2 separate regions of the Homo sapiens genome follow, and region 2 is linked to region 1. Evidence: chromatin contacts called from ENCODE Hi-C data. All regions are on one chromosome and are shown on one strand. The core of a region is the stretch at or near the end of the contact, and the rest is flanking DNA. Distances in the headings are between cores, read along the strand shown. Region 1 holds the start of MAP2 (microtubule associated protein 2). Region 2 holds the start of LANCL1 (LanC like glutathione S-transferase 1).

Evidence for each region. A loop is a pair of places that touch in the nucleus more often than their neighbours do. Pooled maps may share reads with other maps.
Region 2: a pooled map shows a loop between it and region 1 (4-fold over the local background). The contact joins the promoter of LANCL1 here to the promoter of MAP2 in region 1. A Hi-C loop is called at or near these places in 8 of 50 pooled maps.

Annotation. Positions count from the first base shown.
Region 1 is chr2:209,419,645-209,427,313 of GRCh38, forward strand. MAP2 (microtubule associated protein 2) reads left to right here and starts at 4,403. Exons shown (of 16, transcript NM_001375505.1): 1 at 4,403-4,632. RefSeq lists a silencer at 4,084-4,473.
Region 2 is chr2:210,471,713-210,479,381 of GRCh38, forward strand. It overlaps LANCL1 (LanC like glutathione S-transferase 1), which reads right to left and starts at 5,047. Exons shown (of 10, transcript NM_006055.3): 1 at 4,908-5,047; 2 at 4,604-4,700; 3 at 247-364. The coding sequence starts at 4,684. It also overlaps a transcript of CPS1 not described here.

The sequences.
Region 1 (7,669 bases), core at 3,153-5,652:
CGACAGAGCGAGACTCCGTCTCAAAAAAAAAAAAAAAAAAAATGTCAAGCATATATCTACCATTCGACCCAGAAATTTCGCTCTTGGGTATATGACTAAAAGAAACAACAACATATCCACAAAAAATCTTATATAAAAGTTCATAACAACCTTATTACTAACAAGCAGAAACTGAAAATAACCCCAAATGTCCACTAATTAGAAAATGGATATACAAAATATGGTATATCCATACAATAAAATACTACTGAACAATAAAAAGGAATAAACTGCAGATAACTTACAAAATAAAGAATACATCTCAAAAGTAATATGTGTGCAAAAGAAGCCAGATGTAGAATAATATATATTGTCTGAATCCTTTTATAGGAATTCCAAGAATATGCAAAGTGAAGCCACAGAGAAACATAATCAAAAGTGTAGTTACCTCTATGGGTTGGGGCTGAAGGTGTAGATTGAACATTTCTGATCTGTGCTTTTAACTGAATGTAAATTATACCTCAACAAAATTTTTGAACAGAATGATACATTTATGGTCCAGAAGAAGTCAATGGTAATTTCACCACCTGTTCAATGAACTAGGCATAGAATTGGAAATGGGAGACCATACTACAAAGCTCATTTTTAAATTTTAAAGCCATTGCAATGGTCAAAACTTGTGAAACATGATAGAAATTTTGATAGATGTGCCTCTAGTCATCCATAGAGAAAAGGTCAAGAAATTAAAAACAAAACACAAAAAGCCCATTTCACACATAGAAGGTAAAAGACTTATGTGTGTCTGCTCTTCAGTGTCATACCTGCATCTTGCATCCACATCTTTTCTATGATGGGCTGCACATTGTATCAGCATTGTTTGTGTATGTATGAACCTTGCTCATTGTTTCTCTAGGGGCCACTTAATTAATGTTCATCAACTTAATAAGCAAATCCTCAGCTGAGCTATAATTTCTCATAGCTTTATAAAACTAAAGTGACCTTAGGTGGCATGTGGTTGAGTCTCCTCATTTGCTAATAAAAATATTGAGGTTCAAAATGGTAGAGAGATGTACCCAAGGTCACACAAGCAGGGAACAGCAAATATGGGCCCTCAGATCTGACTTGAAGTCTGGTGCTCTTAACACTATGCAGTACAACCTCCTCAAAGGCTCACCTACTCCTTGACTCTCTGGGGAGAAGGTTTCATTACTTCCTATATACCAGTAGACCTTTCTCTAATCAGTAGAAATACATTTATTCTGATGGTTTTCTGACTGAGAAACTATCAGAAGTCCTGTCCCTGAGAAAAGGGTATGGTTGTTTATGTACGTAATCCTCCGGGCCAAATAAATACAAATCAAGAATTTAGCCTGAAGACAAGACAAGTAATTGTGGAAATCAATATTGGCAGGCTCTTTCTATCTGTGGTTTACTTTTTGGAGTCCAGCACTGTATTAGTCAAGGCTTCTTCAGTTGAAAATGACAGGAATCCAACTACAGCAAGCTTAGAAAAGAAACAAAAATCTATTGGCTTGAAAAATGGCATTTCTACCTTGAGACGTAGCAGGATCCATGGAGTCTTTCAAGTGTTCTTTCTCCATCTCTCAGCATTGCTTTTCTGCATGGAAGGAAATACAGTCACTGACAACTCTATACCTATACCATCCGATTCACTATTGTTCATATGACACATCTCATGGAAAAAAGCCTGATTGGAAATATTTGGGACATATGACCACCCTGTATCAATCACTATACATTAGGAGAACAGGTTCTACTATAGAGTTAGCCAGGGTCACATGTCCACCTCTGAGAAAGAGAAGAGAGGCACACATTTTACTAGCATATGGGGAATCATATGAAAAGGATCATTACTCTAAGGAAGGGATGCTTTGCTGAGGGAAAAAAAAAAGTTCACTTCAACACAAAGATCCCTCCTTAAACCAGAAGCCTAAACATATGGAGTCCCCTCCTAAAGTTGTTTGACATCCCAGGGCACTGACTCCTGCAAACTGTATTTCTTAGGCTGCTTTGTCAACTGACTTTCTTCTAGGTTCACCCAATGACAGGGTTTTGAAATACAGGTTAAAGGAGGGCCACAATATTTCTTTTCACTCTCAGCTTTTGGAGGACCCTCCAGCATTATCTGTCTCCCAGTAAGCATCTCCACTGTGGTCTCAGTTCCTTTAATGTAGCTTGTGCTCCTCATTCCTGGTAAAGCCTCCTCTCTAGCACTCCCCAGCCTGAGAGTGGTAGTACTTTCCTGCTAGTAACTATCATCGTGTTGCCTCATCATCCCCTAGTTGGCTTTTTAGTCATTTGAATCCTTTGTAATTTGTTCCCCATATTAAATTCTCTCTATTGAATTACAACATATAGATGCTATTTTTCTGAAAGAACTCTAAGATGTGTGTCGAGAGGAGGCAATCTCCCATATAAGGACCAGGTTCCCCAAAGAGAAAAGCCATTAGAGTTTGGCTGCCTCAGCTAATCTTAAAGTGGAGGAAAAAACAAACAAACAAACAAACAAACAAAAACAAAAAGTGCTGAGGAACACTGTACTTTAAACTATCAGAGAAATAATGTCTTTTTTATTGCTGTTTTTTAGAGACAGGGTCTCACTCTGTCACCCAGGCTGGAGTGCAGTGGTGTAATCATAACTCACTGCACCCTCAAACTTCTGGCTTCAAGCGATACTCCCTCCTGAGCTGCTGGGATTACAGGTGTGAGCCACCGCTCCTGGCCCTGGAAAATTACTCTCATTGAGCACCTGCGCCTGCATGCCTGGTCATGAATGTCAGCTGCTAACACTCTGGTAGCATGCCTACTCCTTCCTCCCATCCACATACTGTCTATGATTTCCTAGTCTCCTAAGACCTCCTTCTCAGTAAGGCCATCTTCCGAGGAGGAGCATCAACTCCTCCAACCTCCCAGCTCCTGGGTGTGCCTTGATACTTCCAAACTCACTGCAAGCGTCACTGGCACATGGTATGAAGCAGAGCGGGGGAGGCAGGACACAGAGCACTGGGTGTGACTGGGGAGGGCAGGCTTTCACAGCTTCCTCTGTGATGGTTTCTAATCCTTGCAGGCTCCCACCATTGGGTCTCTTTCCATCTGAAAATGGAGGAAATTAGACCAGCTGCCTAAAACATCAACTCTAATGTTCTAGGTTCTAAGATTCTGTGGTTAATTTAAGTGACAGAACCACATTATGGCTGCTGTTTCATCAGCACTGTGAAGACTGTACAAGCCACACCTCAGTATGTTGGCTGACCTTAAAAACACCTTGTCAGTACTTGATATAGACACTCGAAGTAATTCTAAGTTGCATCTTACTTTTCTTACTTACAATAAAATGCTGCTCTCTGATTATGAAGATTCATACTCCTTAGTACGAATGGTAAAGAATCATTTGTTTTCTCAGGTGGTCATTTCACTTTCAAAAGCATTTAAGAGGCAATTTTTTTAAGGGTGATATTTCAAGGTCAACACTTTCCGTGCTTTCTAATTCATTGTATTTGTATCATTCTTCAAAGATCCTTCATATTCATTATCTTTTTAAGCATAAGAGAATTGGGCTGTCATTTTTAGTTCTCATATGACACATGAATACACTGAGAGTTAGATTAAGTGAACTGTCTCTAGAGCATACGTCTGGCTATCTAGAATGTAATAACTATAAAGGGAGGGGATCTTTCTTATTAGGGTTGTGGGAAAGGTCTGTCACTGATGTTTCTAATGCTTAGAAGAGTGCCTGACACATAGTAGGTGTCAATAAACATTCGTTGACTCAATAAATGAATGAATCTAATTCGTGACAGAGCTGGGTCTAGAATTCTCTACTCCCTCAGCCATTGCTCCTTTAGTGCTGACAAGAGTTGTTCTATGTTCTCAAGCGCCCCACATTCCTTTGTCTTTTCTGGATGCACCTGTGGTTGGGTTTGTGAGGCGAGGCCAGTGAGCTTTCCTGGTGAGGTGCCACTGGCAACCCCGCCTCATAGCGACACAGGGGAGGGAAGCAGGGGGTCTGCGGAGGTTGCTCCCGAGAGACTAAAGCTGTTGCCCCCGATTTTCCAAGGACGCCAGTGAGGAAGGCCCGCCTGTCCCGCCGCCCGGGCACTGGCCTCACTTTGTCGCGGGAGGGGACCAGGGCTCTGGAGAAGGCCCGGGCCAGCGGCTGGGCGGGGCTCTCCGAGGCTCCCACCTCGCGGTCCCCGCCTGGCGGCCGGCGGCTGCGGCAGAAGGCGAAGCGGTCGTGCTCCCCCTCCCGGACACTGCGGCGGTGGCAGCGCCAGCCCCGCCGCGGCCGCCCACGGGCTCGCGGAGTCTGGCGGGACCTGCGCGGGGCGGGACCTGCGCGGGGCGGGGAGGAGGGGCCGAGGCGGAGCTGCTGCGCTGGGAGCCGGCTGGGGGCGCCGCTCTCAGTCTGGGGCGGGCGCTCGGGCTGCGCGGGCTCTGGGCAGCAGCAGCAGCAGCAGCAGCATCCTCTCTTCCTTTACTTCCCTTCCGCTTCTTTCTCTTCCTTCTCCTTCTTTTTCCCCCCCCTCCCCTTCTTCCCCTAACCCTTCTACCCCTCTCCTTTTTCTCCGGAGGGCGCTAAGTCCGTGAGCGGTGGCAGTCGCGACCGCGGGTGCATCCAGTTTCTGCGCCCAGGTAAGAGACCGTCCCCACCTCTGGCTCTATGTAGGGCGCCTCTCCTTTTGCCTCGGTCTCTGAGTAGAAAGAGATAGGAATGGGGAGGGGTTGTGTCTCGTCCTCTGGGACTCGCAGCAGGCAGTCTGGTAGTTGGTCGAGTGGCCAGCCGTGCACCTGGCGGAAGATTCGGGCCTGTCCTCTCCAGGTGTCACTGCGGAGCAGGGGGCCGGACGCTACTGGTACCTGAGCCCTGGCTTCGTAGAAGAGCGAGTGAGCTTGTTAGGTACCACTTTGAAACAACTGAAAACTTACGCCAGGTTAGAATACGTGTATCGAAAGCCAGTATTACCTGCGCTGTGGAAAGAAGGGGAGTGGATTCTACAAAGATAGTGGAAAATAGGAAATCGAGGTAGGGGATTTTTTTGTTCATCCAGCTGCAGAGAACTGCACACTGGGAAGTGAGTGAGTGAGGGAAGCCTTGTCCATTTCAAATCATGTTTCTCTGTAATTCCTTCAGAAACAGCTGGGAGAGGAGGACTGATATTTATAATTGTAGGAAAATGAAAAATAAATGCCTGGTGGTGTTGGAGGGCGGGGCACGAAGAAATGAGTCTGGTTAGGCTTCCACACAGTCGTTTTTCTTTTTAAACGTTGGGGGTGGACCTCTGAATCTACAGTGCATCTATTCTTTTCTTCCTTTTCTTTTTAAAAGGCTTTTTTGGTGGGGAGAGGAGGACTGCAGTGCTGGCTGCCTGCCTTCCCCCACCTCGTCTTTTGTTTAAGGATGGAAATTTCAAGAAAGAGTGTGTGGGGGGCTAGGAGTGGGGAGCTGTATATTTGGGTGTGTATAGGGGGAGGGGTATGGATGGAGTCAGAAAAAAAATCCTTGAAAACTGGAAATTAATGTTATTCTGCCTGGCATCCGGACTTCAGGATTTTTGTCAGAAAATAAAAAGCTTTCATTAGCAACAAGCCCGTTTGTGACAATTGCTGTGTGCCATCTGTCGTAAGCTCTTAGCACAATGCTTCCAGGACATAGACGCTTTAAAATTGAGTCCGGTGTAAAGGGTTTTTGTTTAAATGCCTAAACACACAAGTATGCACACAAATGTATAATACACTATATACATGTTACAAAAGGAAATAGGTACTTAAGAGACTGATTTTTTAAAATTGTATTTGAGGGTTTGGAAATTATGTTGTGAATAAAATCTGTAGTGCAAAACAAAAAAATATTGTTGGGTGGTATATAATTTTGGGTGTGAGGCAAAGGGATTGATGACTGTTGGTAAGGAACTAATTTAAATGTTAAAGGTATAATTTATTTTAAAATGATCAGTCTAGAAAAGGAAATGATTGCAAACTGAAATTGAGGTTTGCAGCCACAGTGAGGCGATGGAGAACAAAGCCTTCTATGTGAGCCACATTATGCAAAATGTCCCATGCATGAGCTGCAGGTACCAGCCCAGTTCAAAAGCATAGTTCTTTCACTATGTCATTTCACTGTGGACAATTATGATTTTTTTTGGCAGTCAAATAGATTGAATAAATAGAAGCCCTTTAGAATGCTTTTAATTTTATGCCCAGGGAAAAGATTACAGCCTTCCATCAGAATATAACACAAAGCAGCCCTTTAACCGGGCAATAGGTGTATTTTGGTAGAAATCCTTGTGAATTTGCAAATCATGGATGTTCCAAAAGCCCCAGCCCCATGCACACAAAGAACCCTTCCTTCAAGAAAAAAGGCATTTTTCTCATTCAGTAAGGATTATTATATTTGTGTGTGTATGTTTATGTTGATTTCCTGGTAATTTCATCTGATTATCATAGGTGTACATCTGCATTCATGATTTGTATATTATCAGAGCCATTGTGGCTTTAGGATCAGTGGTACATGCTGTTTATCTGTGGTTTATTTAATTTTAATTTTTCATATTTTACAGTTTGCTACAATATTATTTAATGTCCAAAGTTTTCTTTTTTAAAACCATAAGTAGAAAATTGCTTAACACACATCTGAAGATCTAAGTAATTTAAAAATAGAGCTACCTTTTATAAAATAATATTTTAGTTATATTAATTTTTATTTTATTTATCTCCTCTCTTATTTTTTTCCCTTTTCTAATCAAATAACCTGTTTCTTTATGGCTGCTTTAGTCTTCTATACTGCCATAGGAGGGCCAGTGTTTTCAAGAATTTTGAATTTAGGATTGTTCATTCTCTGCAGCACCTCTCAGGATGACTTGTTTACAGCACCTTCTCAGGGAGGAGACAGGGAAAGAATGTGCTGAAAGAGCATGACCCAGTGAAACTGGCACAGCCATTACCTCATCCTAGTAGGTACTTCAGATTCATTGAGAGAGCAGGCATCCTCTCAGTGGAAACCAAACACCAGGAGCACACCCATCTCAGGGCAAAAGCCTTTCTCTTCCCATAGCAGCCTTTACTAATGTCATTCCACTGAGGTTAAAGGGATATTTTCTCTTTTATGTATTCCTTTTCAGGGATCTTGAACTTGGTTAGAAATATGTAGCCAGAAATGAAACTTGGCACAGAATCCTCTAAGCCTGAAGGAATAATTTCATTCCTTTACCCCTTTTGGTTTAAACCAGTTCGCAAATTTTCTAAACATCAGAAGGGAAAAGGAAGAAAAATGTTGGTGTATTTTTGTGTATTTTCTTATCACACACACATATTTTGTATTGAATTTTACTAGCAGTTAGACAACAGACTGGACATGCTATTAACAAATGTAGTTGCACTGTTGGCATTTTAAAAAATCATTATTACATTTGCTTATAGGACAATAGGTGCATCCTTCAGTGATTCATTGATGTCCTTTTGAGACTGACCATATGAAACTGACATGGGGATTTTAGTATTCAAGTTGGTAACTCTGATTATTGAATCCTTTCAATACTTAATTTCCTCTTAACAGATTAAGATAAAGAATCTGAAATAATAGTTACAGTAGAAGATAGCACCACCCCCAGATCAATACTATCCTCCTTAATGCTAAAAGTAGTCACTTTAGGTAAGTCATTAGTAAATGCAT
Region 2 (7,669 bases), core at 3,797-6,296, 1.1 Mb after region 1:
GCCATCCAAATGTCAGGCATGAATTACATGAATATGCTTACCATGCCCTAAATTCAGGGCACTATTAAAAACCCAGAAGATACCATGGTTGGTTGGGTTGAGGGCACAGCACTCTCCCAGAAGCAATTACTCATATGCAGATGCAGGAAGCATTTAAGGGTGTACCATTCAGACAGACAGCTCTCGGAAAAATGCTCTGGCTCTTAAGCACAATGCTTATGCCAGCTCACAGTCAGCACTTCATACCTGCCCAGCCAGTGTAACCGGTGCCATCCCGAGGGTCTGCTGATTTCAGGCCTCTCTCCATTTGCTGAAGAAGCTCCCGAATCTTATTGGTCAAGCGTTGTGAGAACTCAGGAGTCAGCTAGATATTAAAGGAAAACAAGTATCAAAATAATGTGGGTCACCCAGCTTGCTGGACTATAAGCTATCAAAGACAGAAAGGTATTTCTTTTCCACTTAGGACATATTTTTCCACCTGGAAGACTAAACAATTTATTTTCTATTCTTAAACAACAACATCACATTAACAAAATTTATAAAATACCGTTGTAACTTATACATGTTTTAAATAAAATTTTTAGTTAAATACTAAAACAGACTGCCAATGATAAACTGGCTCACAGTAATTTTCCACCTAATAGTAATCGTCTATTATTTAAACCAATATTATAATAAAGTCTTTTTATTAAATTAAGCACAAATCAGATGTTTGGTGCTTTCAAACTACTGGATTTTTAGTATTCAAGCTGCAGCAAGGTAAATTCCCTAAAGAAACATCTAATTGCTCTTATTTAAAAAAAAGGATTTAAAAAAAATGAAGTAGCCAAAGAAAAGCAAAACAAATTCATGTATATCAAGAGCCTTAAGCAGAATAGAAAGAATATCAAACTTAGCATCATAAACCCACGTCCAGCACAGTGTCTGGCAGAGAATACGGGCTTCACAAATGTTTCTCAATGAATGAGCCTGTCTACATCCTTACCCGCTATTAGCTGATCTTGCTCAACTCATAACTTCTTTATGTTTCAAATACCTCCATAAAGTCAGGATAATAATAACTGCCACGCCAATTTCAAAAGGTACTTTGGGGATTAAATGAGATAGTGTATCACAAGTCTTTCTCATTCAGGGATGTAAATGTTGACATTTTTACTAATTCTTTAGCAGATCAAGGGTCTAAGGCAAGTAATAGTTTAGATATGGATTGAAAATACACTAAGGCTGGGGCTGTGGGGTTAGTACCACCCATATGAAGGTCCACAGATGCTGTGCAAACAGTGAGGCTCACACAATCATTACGTTATTCTTCTTAAAGGCAAATGAAAAATAATTTTAAACTTCTGCACACACTGAATCAGTGTCTTAAAAAGTCACTGAAGGCCGGGCACAGTGGCTAATGCCTGTAATCCTAGCATTTTGGGAGGCCGAGGTGGGCGGATAACCTGAGGTTAGGAGTTCGAGACCAGTCTGACCAACATGGAGAAACCCCATCTCTACTAAAAATACAAAATTAGTCGGGCATGGTGGTGAACGCCTGTAATCCCAGCTATTCGGAAGCCTGAGGCAGGAGAATTCCTTGAACCTGGGAGATGGAGGTTGTGGTGAGCCGAGATCGTGCCACTGCACTCCAGCCTGGGCAACAAGAGCGAAACTCCATCTCAAACAACAACAACAACAACAACAAAAACCCAAAAAACTCACTTTATTGTCTCCCTCAATAATTTTAAGAACTTGCTGTGATTCTAAGACTTGAATTTCACATAGTAATTAAAATTTCAGAACAATGTGGGGGAAAGTTACAAGGGTATAAACATTTTATTTTACCATGTAAGGATTGTAGAAATAAACCTAACCACTCACATCAGAATCTCATTTTTAAAAATGAGATAAAATCTTAACACTGAAAACAGCAAGAAGGCAGTATCAGAATTAACAACAACAACAATAGTTTAAGGATACGTTAAGATTCACTTCGGAGGAGCATCCTTGATAAGGCAAATCAGACTTTCAACCACATCTGGATTATTTAATCTAAAGCACCACTATGATCCCTTATTTCACTCTTTAGAAGAAACGACGTTGTTTGACAGACACACTCCCATTATTTAACAATTTCTGCAAAGAGGTTAAGATTTCAACTAGACTTGAAAATACATTTAGTAGGATAAAATATACTTCAATGTTAATACAAAAGGCCTATAAATCTCAGCTAGATAGAAGAGTGCATCTATATTGAGAACACGTCATCTACTGTATATAGATCATATATAATTTATCATCTTGCCTGGCCTTCAAGAGATCAAGAATAATGAGAATCTCTCAGCCTTATGAAGGGAAGTTACTTTCTGTTTGGCACATTCTGCATTTAATAAAGGTGACCTCTGTGAGAATATTGATTGCTTGTGGTACACCACCAAATCATTCAAACTCTAGCTATAATCTGAAGTCTCTAAAAGTCCTTTTTTCTTTTCTATTTTTTTCTGACAGATGCCAGAAAACAGACCAGTTCCTTACTGAAATCTTGTGTTAAGAAATTAAGGAGGACAGATCTCCAGGGTTTGATCCTCCGTGTTCAACATTACACAATTTTAGAACTGGTATGCTACTTCCTTTCTAGGACCTGTCCAAAAACTACGTTAGGCAATAAACTACATTATTACTCTTGGGTCAGGGTTTAAATTTGTGAATTTTTCCCCTTAGAAACAAAGGGTTAAATTTGGCCCGACATGGTGGCTCACACCTGTAATCCCGGCACTTTGGGAGGCTGAGATGGGTGGATCACTTGAGGTCAGGAGTTCGACACCAGCCTGGCCAACATGGTGAAACCCTGCCTCTACTAAAAATACAAAAAAAAAAAAAAATTAGCCAGGTGCGGTGGTGTGCACCTGTAATCCCAGCTACTCAGGAGGCTGGGGCATGAGAGTCACTTGGGCCTGGGAGGCAGAAGTTGCAGTGAGCCAAGACTGTGCCTCTGCACTCCAGCCTGGGCTCAGGGTGAGACTCCGTCTAAAAAAATAAAAATAAAAATAAATAAATAAATAAATAAAGGGTTAAATTCATAAAAAGCATTTACTTTATAGGCAGTCTAAATAGGTACATTTTATTGAAGGTTTCTGTCACTAGGACAATCCTCAACTGTTCTCTTTGCCAAGTCAGTATGAAGCAGCAAGTCCTCCTCCCGCAAGACAAGACACATACTTCAGCTTGAGAATCTGCACAGCTAAGCAGAATGCAGGCCCAAATGGCCAAAGGGAATCCATCTGACCTGAAGATAATTATAAAAAGCTTTGTTTGGGCAGCTTAATACTAGTCTTAAAATAATCAGATTGACTCAAACTCCATATACATTTTGGTAGCCTTCTACCCTACACCTCTTCTTCATCTCTTTGATTCCTCCTACCTGCATTACTGACCCAAGTTAATCTATAATGTGACAAGTGTTTTAAGGAAAAAAACAACCATCAGACCCACAGATTAATTTGACAGGGATGAAATCTGTAAGGCCTTTATATCACATAAAATGTCTTTTGTATGGCTGACAAGTTTCAAAGAAATAAACTGGTAAAATTTTTAAAGCGTGTGCCTTGTTTCCAACTTAACTCATTTTCAAAACTAAATTTTATTTTTTTATTTTTTAGAGACAGGGTCTCTGTCACCCAGGCTAGAGTGCAGTGGTGCAATCATAGCTCACTACAGCCTCGAATCTCCTAGGCTCCAGCAATTCTCCCGCCTCAGCCTCCCAAGTAGCTGGGACTACAAGCTTTCCACCACACCTGGCTAATTTTTAAAAAAATTTTAGTAGAGATAAGGTCCTGCTGTGTTGCACAGGCTGGTCTCAAACTCGTGGCCTTAAGCAATCCTCCTGCCTTGATTTCCCAAAGTGTCGGGATTAATGGTGTGAGCCACTGCACCCAGCCAAAAGTAGGTATTCTTAAAAATATCTGTATTCCCTCTTAACAATTATGTTCACCCAATGAGGCATGAGAAAACACAGGCCCCTAGTATTTTACATCCAGGTTCTCTTTTGCACAGTGATTTGTGACATGCTAACCAGTTTAATTTACAAGTTTCTTTTTTTTTGTTTTCCAGCTGTGGATATGCCCTGTGGAGTGACACCGGTACAAAGAACTTCAGGTTTCCTAGGTCCCCAAATTCTCTAAGCACTAACAGTTTAAAGACGTCCTTACCATACACCACCGTTTGCTCTCATCATTACCCTGAACGCACTTGTGTATAATCACAAAGGAGTAACACGGCACATGTGAATACCGTTAGGATTCTTCACCTCTTTTTAAGAAGCAAACCAAAATACATTAAAAAATGCCAATTACATAGTAAACTACATATTTGCCAATTTTTAAAATTTATACTATCAATAATTGAGTTTATTTCAATTAATAATGTTAACAATGACACATTTAACATTATGTTAGAGCTCAATTTGTATATATTAACATGTATTTTTAAATAATTTACGTATTTATCGTCGAATCATGTATTTTTTTAAAGGGGGATGCTCAACTCTCTCAGGCAAAAATGAGCACCTTTCCGAACACCGTGGGGAGAGGCAGGGATGCAGGCAGACATATCCTAAACTCACCCTCCCGGCAGCATCAAAGTAGCCTTCGGCCAGGGATTTGTTATAATCAGCATAAGGATTCGGGAAGGCCCTTTGAGCCATGACGCCGGAAGCAAGCCTGCAGAACAGGGGAAAAACAGAAACTAGGTTGAGATAGGGGCCTCGGCCGAGTTGCGAGGGCGGCGGCGGCGCCCAGGTATCCCCCTTCCTCCAGCTCCAGGGCCATCGAGCCGTCTCGGCGGTCCGAGTGGACCTCGGGCCCACTGCGGCCCAACTGCTAGGACATGGCGCCTTCGCGAAAAAGCTGCCAGGGCCCTTAACCCACCCGGACAAAGAGGCCCCGTTTTGCAACCCCGTTCCCACGCCCGCGACTTGAAGCAAGTGCGCCTCCCGCGTCCTGAAGCCCTTCTCGGCCCTGGCCTCTCACCCCGCAGCCCCGGACAGTAACAGAAGGGCTATTTTACCGCCCAGTTCCTGCCAGGAGGGCCAATCAGAGCCTTCGCCGTTCCCGAGACCCGCCCCCTTCTCTCTTACAGTTTGTTAAAGACACAGGCGTGTAATTTCTAAAGGATAACGCAGGGTATTTTAATTACTGGGTAGCAGAAGTGAGGACCTAGAATCACGCGGAGATGTGACCAATATTTCCTACCCTTCTTTAATTTTTCTTATTTTTAAAAAGTCAAATTTAAGTCCAGAGTCATAAGAAGTATATATTTTTTTAACCTGGAGAAGAAACAGACTGCTTTTAGATCTGAACATGCTGGTATTTCTGCTGTTCGCAATAGATAAAATTTGGCGGGGGGTGGGGGGATAATGTCTCTCCAGGGACTTGCCAATCTTTTCTTTTCATTTCTTAAAACAAACAAACAAAAAAGCACCACCATCATTAACAACAACAACAACAAAAATATGCCCAAAGGACAGGATATCAAATAGCAGTTGATAATACTTTGGGGAAAGCACATGAAAACACAAATTACAGCTCTTAGGAAATTTATTCTGTTCCTTAGCCTAAATTGGACTATAATACTGGATAACAAAGCTCTAAAAAATACTGAAAACCAACACAGCAGGAGATCCACAACATTCAATTTCAATGTTTTAACAGTCCCTGCTATCTGAAACATTTTTCTTTCATTTAAAATTAAATCCCACCTGGTACATATTAGGCCCATTCTATTGCTCAGAGAATTTTGGAGTTCAGTTAAAAAGTCAGCCTCACTCTCTCCTTTTCCTTCTCTCCGGTTTCAATGAAGAGTCCTAGCTCCAGACCTCCAACTGGAGAAGCTCAGTCTCCACCCCAACTCCCTCCCTCCTTGGCCTAAGTTTGTCCTTCTGAGGCTGCCATCCCAAACTCTACTCCTAATCCCTCCCCACACCCAGGTTTGCTCTTTTAAAATAGTTGCTTTCTTAGGAAATGTAGTTGCTTTCTTAACCTCATCAAATTCATGAAGATTTAGCCGAGGCCCATGGTGAGTCTTAAGCTGGATATCTCTCATGTTTTAAAAGATGGGTGTTTGAAGGAGCAACTCACAAGAGAGAAAAGGAAAACGAGAGACATTTTATCAATTATTTTTTCTTTAATGATTAAAGGCTATCCATTTATCCCACTCACAGTCTTTAAGCAATTAAATATTACTGTTGTTAAGCAAGGCAGGATGGTAATTGTATATTTTCATAGTATGCCTCTATCTTATTTTACTAATCCTTTCCCCTAATGATGGACATTGTTTCTAACTTCCATACTACAAATAATATTCTTGGAACATGTGCTTTTATGAATCTGTGTGAGTATCCCTGAGACATACACCCAGCAGTCAATTGCTGGATCATATGAGATTCTGTACTTAATTTCCCCAATGTTGTTAGATTGCTTTCCAAAACTGCTGGACTAGTTTATATTCCCTCTAACAGTATCTATTGTTCACTCCAAGAGTATTCACTCCAACATATCAATTGTTTCTGTCATTTCCATCTCCTCTCCAACACTTGGTATTATCTAGTGTTCTAATGTTTGCCATTCTAATGAATAATGTAGAATCTCACTGATGTTTAATCTTTTAGTTTTTCTGTGGCTAATGGTGTTGAACTTTCCTTCATATACCTGTTAGACAATTGGGCTTTACCTGTTCCTTTATTTATTTTTCTATTAGTGATTGCATTGTTTTCCTGTTGATTTGAAAGAGTTTTGTTTCTTTTTTTCCCGTGTTTGTGGGGTATATTCTGTATATTAATCTCCTTTCACTTTAGTTATTGTAGATACTTTCTTTAGTTTGTTCACATTTTCTAGGATATCCTTTATTGAATCACAATCTTTCATTTCGATGAAGTTAAACCCATCTAATTGTGACACTGTGATTTGAGGATTTAGCTTCATATTCAAAATGTCTTTGTCTACTCATAGACTGCAATGACTTCCCACATTTTATTTTATTAGCTTTTTACCTCTTATATTTAAGTCTTTATCTGGAGTTTACTTCTGAAGATGATGTGAAGCATGCGTCTAAACGGAAGGGAAGTAGAATTATTTAGAATTTAAATATAATCAAAGCATGTGACTTGTAAACACCCAAAGATTTTAATTGCTGGAAATAATATTTCCCTCCCTCCCTCCCTCCTCCCCCCTCCCCCCTTCCCCCCTCCCTTCCCTCCCTCCCTCCCTGCTTTCCTTCTCTTTCTTCCTTCCTTTTTGTCAGAGAACCAACCCAGAGAATCCCTCCTTGGTTCTGATACAAAAGAAAAGTATTTAACATTTATTGTTTGTATTTATCTACTCAGGCTGCCACACAAAGAACCATAGCAAGTGGCCTGAAACAACAGAAATGTATTTTTCCACAGTTGTGAAGGATAGAAGTCTGGGATTAAGATGTTAGCAGGACTGATTCCATCTGAGGCCTGTCTTGTTGGCTTGTAGATGCCGTCTTCTCCTATCTTCACATGGTTGTCCCTCAGTCTGTGTTGTCTGTGTCCTAATTTCCTCTTCTTACGACACCATCATAGTGGATTATGACTTCATTGAACCTTATCATTCTTTCTTTTTTTTTTTTTTTTTTGAGACGGAGTCTCGCTCTGTTGCCAGGCTGGAGT